Linked DNA regions of Homo sapiens: region 1 is linked to region 2. The links are chromatin contacts, found by Hi-C in ENCODE. All regions are on one chromosome and are shown on one strand. Each heading gives the region's core, a stretch centred on a gene start or an enhancer-like site at or near the end of the contact. The rest is flanking DNA. Distances are from core to core; before and after follow the strand shown.

Region 1 (3,905 bases), core at 229-2,728, 120 kb before region 2:
AGCTGATCCACATTCTGGCTTTATTCCAAAACACTTGAGCCTCTTCTGTCCAAAGCATAGTCTCATTTTATATTTTCAGGAGCCATGGGAGACTGAGGGAAAAGGAGTCAGCCAGGTATGAAGGCTGGTGGTGACTAACAAAAGGCTGTTACCTAGGGGACAAAAGTATTCAATCATCCTTTGTCTTTGTTTTTGTTTTTTGTTTTTTCCAACATGTTGAGATAGACAATAGAGGATGGGGTATAAGAAGAGGAAGAGAGAATAGAAAGTTCTGAGCACAGAAAGGGAGGAGATATGAGGTCAGCATCCCTCCAGGCTGTAACTCCTGGAAACCTCAGGTGGAGATTCCTGGCAGCAGTGCGTGGCCTGAAGATCTCTGCAGGGTAATTTCTACAGTCTCTGTCACTGACTATGACAGTGCAATAGGAGCACAGGATGACAGACCTTTCCGACTGCCCATTTTCATACCCGCTTTTTTATTTTTGCCATAGCACATACCCTCTCTACCATTCTTTACCTTAAATTCTTCTTTAAGTGACATTTTGCTTTAAGAACTCTTTTCTTTAAAGGACATTTTTAATCATTGTCTGTTATTAAAATGCCTAGTTTTAGATGAGATTTCTCCCCAGTTGCTCACCCTCTTCAGTCCTCTTGTCTCTCGAGGCTCCTGGGAGGATGATAACTCCCTATACCTCCCGCCTCCTCCTTGAACTCTGCCTTGAGTTAGGTGGCACCTCATGATGGTTCTGGCTGGGAAGAAGAGACTTGTGTCACTTCCCAGCCAGCCAGAGCAATTAATTACTACTGGGAATCTTTCCAGTGCTGCTGCTTCTGACAAGGAGGCTGCATGTTCCAGGTGGAGATGCTCAAGGATTCACCTTGTACCTGGATTGCTAAGTCACCAGCTGAGAGTAGTTGTTGTAGAGCTGTAGTTTTTCAAAGTGTGGTTCCCAAATCAGCAGCAACAGCATCACCTGGGAACTTGTTACAGATGCAGATTTTCTGGCCCAACCTAAGAGCTACTGAGTCAGAAACTCTGGGCGGGAGGGGGCAGCAATCTGTGTTTGGACAGGGGATTCTGGTGAAAGCAATGGCTTAGGTTTTCTAAGGCCTATAGGGTCATGTGGCCCCACAACAGACTTTCTATGAGCATGAAAAAAACTTTGTTGTATTAAGCCATTGAGATAGCTGGAGTGTTTTGTCACCAGGATATAACCTAGCTTATCCTGATTGATACACTACTAGAAATGAAAAACAAGTATACTTTGCCAAAAATAGAAGGTAACTGTAAAGTGCAAACATCATAAAAATAGTTCTATTAAATTTGATGGTTATCACCTGCTAAAGGCTTTCAGCCTGGAGTCTACTCAAATTTCAATAAAAAGGGAGATCAGCACATTTTAAAATGTGGTTAAGGAGATGTTAGCATTAACCTAAGACTTTTTCCTTGAGGAAGAACTGACTCAGAATTGGAAAGGGAATATTGACTCTGCAAATCAGTGCTATTCAATGACTCACCATTTTACTGCCTGAAATCATCTCAGATACCACTAGTATTATGTGAACTACCCTTTCGGAAAATTGATTGGATCAACCTCTTTGTCTTGTGTTTGTGGAAAGCTGTGGTCCAGAACTGTGAATGTCCTTGTCCATGGTTACACAGCAAATTAGAGGCAGAACTCAGACAAGAACCCAGGTCTCCCACAAGCCCTGATCATGGGCACTTATTTTCCCAACACCCGACAACCTTCAGTCTTTCAGCAGCCATACATCCCCAATTCAGCTCATGGTATTACTGCAGAAACCCAGGCCCCTAACATGACATGCAGGGGGTTGCTGAAAGGAATGGTCAGGGAAGGGATCCTGAGGTCAGGAAACTCAAAGGCAAATATAAAGCCCCCTCTGATCTCATTTGTGCAGAGAACTGTGGAAGTGGGTAATTAAAGAAAACATAAAGAAACAGCTAGTATAGTGAAGGAGAAACCAGGAGATGGAGAATGAATTCGTTTCCTGTGGCTGCTGTAACATATTCCCACAAACTTGGTAGCTTATTCTCTCACTGTCTTAGAAATCTGAAATCACTATCCCTGGGCCCAAAGGTGGACCAGCTCAAGGGGAGAAACTCTTCTTTGCCTCTTCCAGCTTCTGGTGGCTGTGAGCATTCCTTGACTTGTGGCTGCTTCACTCAACTGTCTGCTTCAGTAATCTCTAACTGCCTCTATTTTGTAAGGATACTGGGATAGCATATAAGGCCTGCCTGGATAATCTAAAATAATCTCTTAATTCTCAAACTCTTGGGAATTTCATCACATCAGCAAAGACCATTTTTCCAGATAAGGTATTATTTACAGGTTCCTGAGATTAGGACATGGCTAGGTTGGTAGGTGGGGTGGGGATGTGTGCATTCTTCAACCTACCGTGGAGAGTCTAGTTCAAGGTCTACCACCAGCTCAAGCTGACCTCTTAGGCAAGTCCATTTCCCTCTCTGAGCCTAGGTTTCCCTCTGGTAAAATGAGAGGGTCTGCATGAGATGATTCCAGAGGGTTCTTCCAACTTTGGCAGTAGGAGTTCCCTGGATAGTAGGAGGTCTCCTCTATGCCCCTAAAGGGCACATGCAACCCAAAGCAAGAGGTTCTCAAGGATTACTTAATGGCAGAAACTAGAGCAGAGCCCACATCTTTTGACTAGTAATTCCTCAATACACTGACCACCCTCCTCCACTCCTTATACCTGCCTCCACCCTCTCCTCCTTATACTGGCCACTCTCTGGTGGCCACTGAAAAACTACTGTGGCCAGCTCCCAGAGAGGTGAGATGCCACATCACAATGAGGACTTCAGAGAACCTGCCTAAGTCCTGAGGTGTGCCAAGGACACCTAGTCCTCACCTCCTCCAAGGCCCTGGGACATCATGAAAATAAACAGAGATCTAATTCATAAATCCTTTGGGGACAAAAATAGGCTGAAACAAAAGGAACTGGTGAAAGCTCCAGAGCCCCTAGAGTTGGGTTTTTGAAAAGAAGCTCTAAAGCCCTGTCTTGACTCTTTCCTAGGACTGGAATAGAGTAATGCAAGCACCCCCAGGGCCTTGACCTGCCTGGACGATTGGCTGTGTGGAGGGTGAAATAAGTGTAGATACTAATCATATTAGGAAAAATGAACACATTTGTTAATATTGAGTGCTGGCAAACGTTGGAAAATGGGTACACCCATACAATGCTAGTGGGAATGTACATTTGTACAACCACTTTGAAGAGCAATTTGGCAGCATGTACTAAATTAAAAGGTATATGATCCTATGATTGAGTAACCCCACTCCTGGCATTGCCTGTGCTAGAAAAACACAAACAATTGTACCAAGAGGTATTCATAAAGCTATCTGTTGCCACTTTGCTGTCAAATGCACTCCCTGCTCTGTTCATTGCTGGAAACTATATTCCCAGGATTCCTTGCCCACTGGCTTCTGGGCAGATTTGGTCAATGGGAGGCACTGGTGAAAAGCTAGAGGGAGGAAAAGAGAAACTAAGGTGTTTCTTCCCTTCTGTCCCAGAGCACCTTTCACAGTCCTAGCTCCCAACACAGGGCCTGCCCTGACTTCTGTGCTCTGCCAACACCACTTCCTCCTAGGAGTGCTCTCCAGCTGTAGGGGGGGGTCACATCTTCCTGTTGTTCCTAGTCTCTAAATAGCCTCACCTTCCTACTTGGCTTCTCAAGTCTCTTATCCCCTTGGTGACCAATTCTCTGCATTAAATCCCCTCTGTTTGAAGTGCCTAAGAAGGTTTTCTGTTTTCCTGACTAGACGCTAACTGATAACAGTGTTTGTTTCAGCATTATTGGTAATGCTGAAATTAGCAAAAAGTTAGAAATATCTCAGATGGAAGATGGCAGAATAGGAACAGCTCCGGTC
Region 2 (4,439 bases), core at 954-3,453:
AGGAAAACTGAGGTTCAAAAAACATGAGGGACTTGCCCAAGGTCACACAACTATTAAGTTGCTCCAGGATGGGTCTCATACTTTGTTCCTTTTCTCTAGGATAAATAGGGGAATCTGGAATGGGAATATCCAGATCGACTGGACTTGGACCTACAACACCAATATCAACCTCGCTAGGGAAAGGCCCTGACACATACAGGGAATAATATGGGGGAATGGCATGAAAAGTCTCGAGGGAGATACATAGCAGGCTAACTCTTGGTGAAAAGGTGAATGCGGGGTGCCAGCCAGTAATCAATGGCAAAAAGAAGGTGAAAGAATAAAGTAATTGAATGATAGTGTTATTATGATTTTGACCTTTTTCAATATTTTGTTTGTTTGTTTGTTTGTTTTCAGCTGCGTAACTCTGTTCTACAGGAAATCTTTGGCTGAAGGACGATGTCAACTAGAAGCAGAGCCGCTCTAGGTAGGAATGAGGGAACATGAGCAGAGCTCTCTGAGGCACCTCTACACAGCAGTTTACAACCCTAAAATTGTATATATGATTAAATGGAGGCCCAGGGAGAGCGCGAGTTATACTGGGGTCATCAAAATGGAATTAACAATGGTGAATTTTATTGTGCTCAACTAACTGTGCACCAGACTGTTTCACCATTTCACATGTAGACTTAATCTCCACCACAGCTCTATGAAGAAGACATAATCATGTCATAAAAGCTACAGATAAGGAAACTGAAACACAGAGAAGTTAAATAAGTTGTCGAGGCAAGTAAAAGAACCAAGATAAAATCCAGACACTTTGGCCTCAAAGACCAAGTGAGTAGCCAAGATGACAACTGCATAACTAGAGCTAGAGGAAGTCAGATCTAGAACCCCGATCTCCGACCAGTGGTCCTGCACGTCTCCCTCCATGCTGTTTCTACTCTCATGGGGCACAATGACAATAGGACTTAGGGGGAGGGACTGAAAAGTGTTTACATCTGAGAAATCTGGAGAAGCGAAATTGTTCATAGCTAAAGTCGTGCCTTTTGTGCCAAGGGCATCATTTGGGGGGACACTCCCTGCTGTAGGTGCCAAGGTGCCTAGATCAAGACTTCAAGCAGAGGAAGCAGAATATGGTTGTTTTGGGTTCACTTTAATGACCTCAAGTGCCTTCTACAAGCCCAAGTCATAAGACTAAAGAAGAAAGTTGTCTGTCAGAGAGTAGAAAGCCCTCAGCTAGGGGATGCTCCTTAGCTCCTTCTCTCAGGAACCATGGTGGAGCTCCAGGAAGACACAGAGTTCTAACAAGGGTTAGGAATGATTCCTTGGAGCAATGTTCCCCTATCTCCCAAGCAAGCCTCCCCCCACCAATCTAACCCCACATTTCCCCAAAGCCACCACTCATCCTGATAAACACCACACAAGAGAACACAGGGCCCTACCTTGATTCTCCTCTGAAAAAAAGCAAGAAGGTTGCTTCAGGGAGACCAACCAGCCTGGTTGGCCTGGAACTGACATATCCCAGCAAATTCCTCAGTCCCAGGCAAACCATAATGGCTGGTCACCCTAAGTCACTCTCCCATGAGTTGACAATTTCTTAGAGCAACAACTCTCCATTGCCTCAACTTGATGCACACACTCACACATGCACTCACACACAAATCACTCTGTAATAGGTGGAGGCAGGAAACTGCCTGTTTTTCTCCAGTAACAGCAACCCTGACAAAAATAGGCTTGAATGACTAAGGCCAAGTTTATGGCCACCCATAGGCCACAGAGGAACTCACTGCCTGAACTTTCTTCCTGTCCTGGGGGGATCTCGGGAAGAAAGGAAGGAAGGGCTTAGTCACACCCTGGGAGTGGCAGCCAGGAGCAGTGCTGCTCAGCTCCTGACAGAGTAAACTCAAAGGCTCTTTCTTCAGGAAAAAATAGATGCTTCCAGGCTTTGCTCCCTTTTTACAGAGCCAGCATGACAAACACTTACCCAGGGAGGAAGGAGAGGCAGCCAGAAAGCACAATCATCTCCCCATCTTTGGGAGAAAAGTTTCTCCAACCCAGCAGGTCCCTGAGCCTCTACTGGACCATCCACTTTGGCCAAGCCACAGGCCAAGGGCCCCCTGGGAAACTCACCTGGGCCCCGGGTCAGACTCCGCTCCCTGGGGATGCAGAAGCAGCCACCCATGTGTGTACCATCCTACCCTGGCCGAGGCCCTTGGGAACACAGGCCAGAAGAGTGCTGCAAGGGACAGCCTCCCAACGGTGTCCCTCCTCCCGCCTCCTCCCTGGCACACGAGGGACCGAGGCCTGCTCAATGCACAATGCAGCCTTTGATATCCCGGCTACAGCAGGAGGCCCAGGGAGGGTGGGAGGGGCAGCCCAGCCCAGCCTGCAGGCCCACAGCTCCTGCACTGTCAGGCCTGGGGAACAGGGCTCCTCCCTGCCTCTCAGCAGATCGCTTCATGCCTATCAGCCTGCAGCACATTCCTCGCATTCTAGGATTGAGATACACAGTTTGGTTCTTGTGAGGGCAGCCAGGGCTGGGGAGGAGGGCAGAGAACATCCCAGAGATCAAGACTGCTCTTCTTGCTCCCTCCCCGACTGACTTGGCCCACACTGACTGGCCTGCCACCCCTTTACAGTGATCTCCACCCAGTCTCTCTCTGCAAAGGCCTCCCTTGGCTCTCTGATAAAGTTGGAGCTGTGGGTGCAGCATTTCACTTGGACCTAGCAGCATCAATGAGCCAGCTCCTCACTGGGGAACATGCAAACCCCCAGCTGCTGGTGTGCAGGAAAAGAATCCAGGAGATCACCTGATGAAGCCCAGCATTTTACAGGTGAGGGGATGGAGAACCAAATACATCAAAGGATGGGGAGAGGTTGGTCAATAGGTAAAAGGTTAGAGTTACATAGGAGGAGTAAGTTCTAGTGTTCTATTGCACAGTAGGGGGACTACAGTTAATAACGTATTGTATATTTCAACATAGAAGAGAGGATTTTGAATGTTCTCACCACAAAAAAACAATGATGTTTGAGATGATGGATATGATAATTACCTTGATTTGTTCATTACACAATACATAGATATATTGAAACATCACATTCTAGCCCATAAATGTGTAGAATTATTATGTGTCAATTAAAAATAAAACTAAAAGAAAAAATACAGCAAGTCTACAGGTATGCAAGCAAAACTGGTCCCACAAGACTAACCTCTTTCCTGTTTCAGATAGGCAGTGGAGCAGGGGAATCCAGTTGACACTGTGGCTAAATTTCAGAAAACCTCCCATGAGATCTTGCAAAGGAGATGGAGAAAATATGGCTGAATGCCAGCAAGGTAGGACGGAAGCATGACTGCTCTAACAACCAAGCTCAAAGAGCACTGCTCACCCAATGTTTCCTTCATGACTAGAGCAAAGTGGTGAAAGGACCCTGGTGAGAGGCCCAAAGAACAGGAGGTGTGAGCCAAGAGAAGGTCCTGCCAGGCCTATGTTGCAGGCTATTTGGAGGCTGAACTTGAGGTCAGTATCACCAGCATTTTTAGGACGGCAGTGGCCTGATCAAGTTTATATTCTGAGAGGAGCACTTGGGTGACCAGGTGAAGAATGGCCTAGGGGTCAGTCCCACCAGAGATCAGGAGTATCCACCTCACACACCAGCCTAGCCCCAGAGGACAGGGTCTTGAGCCTGTCTCTGAAGCACTGCTCCCGTCTCCATCCTGACTCATCCTGAGACACAGTTACTGAATGTTTACTGTGGGCCAGGCTCTCACTGTACATTATTCTATTCAAATCCCATAACAGCCCCATAATGTAGGCATCATTTCTACTTTGTAAGTGAGGAAACGGATAAAGAGGAGTGTATAACTTGTCCAACTCCCTCCCTTCTCCCACCATTTATGAATGTCAGAGTCAAGACTGAGCAAGGTCTAGTTGATTCCACAGCCCAGAAGAATCACGTTTCTGATACATGGGATACATTGTGGGTTCTCCCATGACTACTAGGACACACAATGAGAAAGGCCTAGGAAGGACTGAAACCTCTGGAGCCAGCTAACCATTTACACAAAGCCCAGGAGATGAGAGCTGGGGCAGGGAGTAGAGCGCAGGAGGGATGGGGTCTCTCTGATCACATTGCCACCGGGGAGGATGTTTTCTCTGTGCAGGTCTATTTAAAGTATCTACTTCCCATACGTTTCTCATGTGTTTCCCTTACTGAAGTACAGTGTTTTTGAATATGAATTCAAATGTTTTCTTGGGCCCACAATGAAAGGACAAGAGTTTCTTTAGAAAACAGCCACTTAAAACTGGGATGTACTTGAAAGTCAGGCAGTGACAAGAAGCCCCATGCTCTAACTTACACACGCTGACAGATGCGCAGACTTATCATTGCTCCTTGGCTGGTCTGCACACCAACCACTCTTACACAGGTACAACAACAATCAGACTATAAATGATCAA

Evidence for each region. A loop is a pair of places that touch in the nucleus more often than their neighbours do.
Region 1: a loop to region 2 is called in a map of PC-3, with 8 times the contacts of the local background. The contact joins the enhancer-like site here to the promoter of SH3TC2 in region 2. A Hi-C loop is called at or near these places in 1 of 168 maps with a recorded cell type or tissue (PC-3).

What each region holds. Positions count from the first base shown.
Region 1 is chr5:148,938,398-148,942,302 of GRCh38, forward strand. No RefSeq gene overlaps it. Among named protein-coding and RNA genes, the nearest start is that of ADRB2, 110 kb to the left of the region's middle. Within about 2 kb of position 1,479, at least 3 of the 41 ENCODE cell types and tissues checked have a DNase peak (open chromatin) inside an H3K27ac peak, as active enhancers do; they include PC-3, where a contact is called at or near this core.
Region 2 is chr5:149,060,859-149,065,297 of GRCh38, forward strand. SH3TC2 (SH3 domain and tetratricopeptide repeats 2) reads right to left here and starts at 2,204. Exons shown (of 17, transcript NM_024577.4): 1 at 2,113-2,204. The coding sequence starts at 2,164. It overlaps MIR584 (microRNA 584), which reads right to left and starts at 1,551; the gene lies at 1,455-1,551. It overlaps SH3TC2-DT (SH3TC2 divergent transcript), which reads left to right and starts at 2,459. Exons shown (of 3, transcript NR_122044.1): 1 at 2,459-2,816; 2 at 3,392-3,500. RefSeq lists a silencer at 2,168-2,462.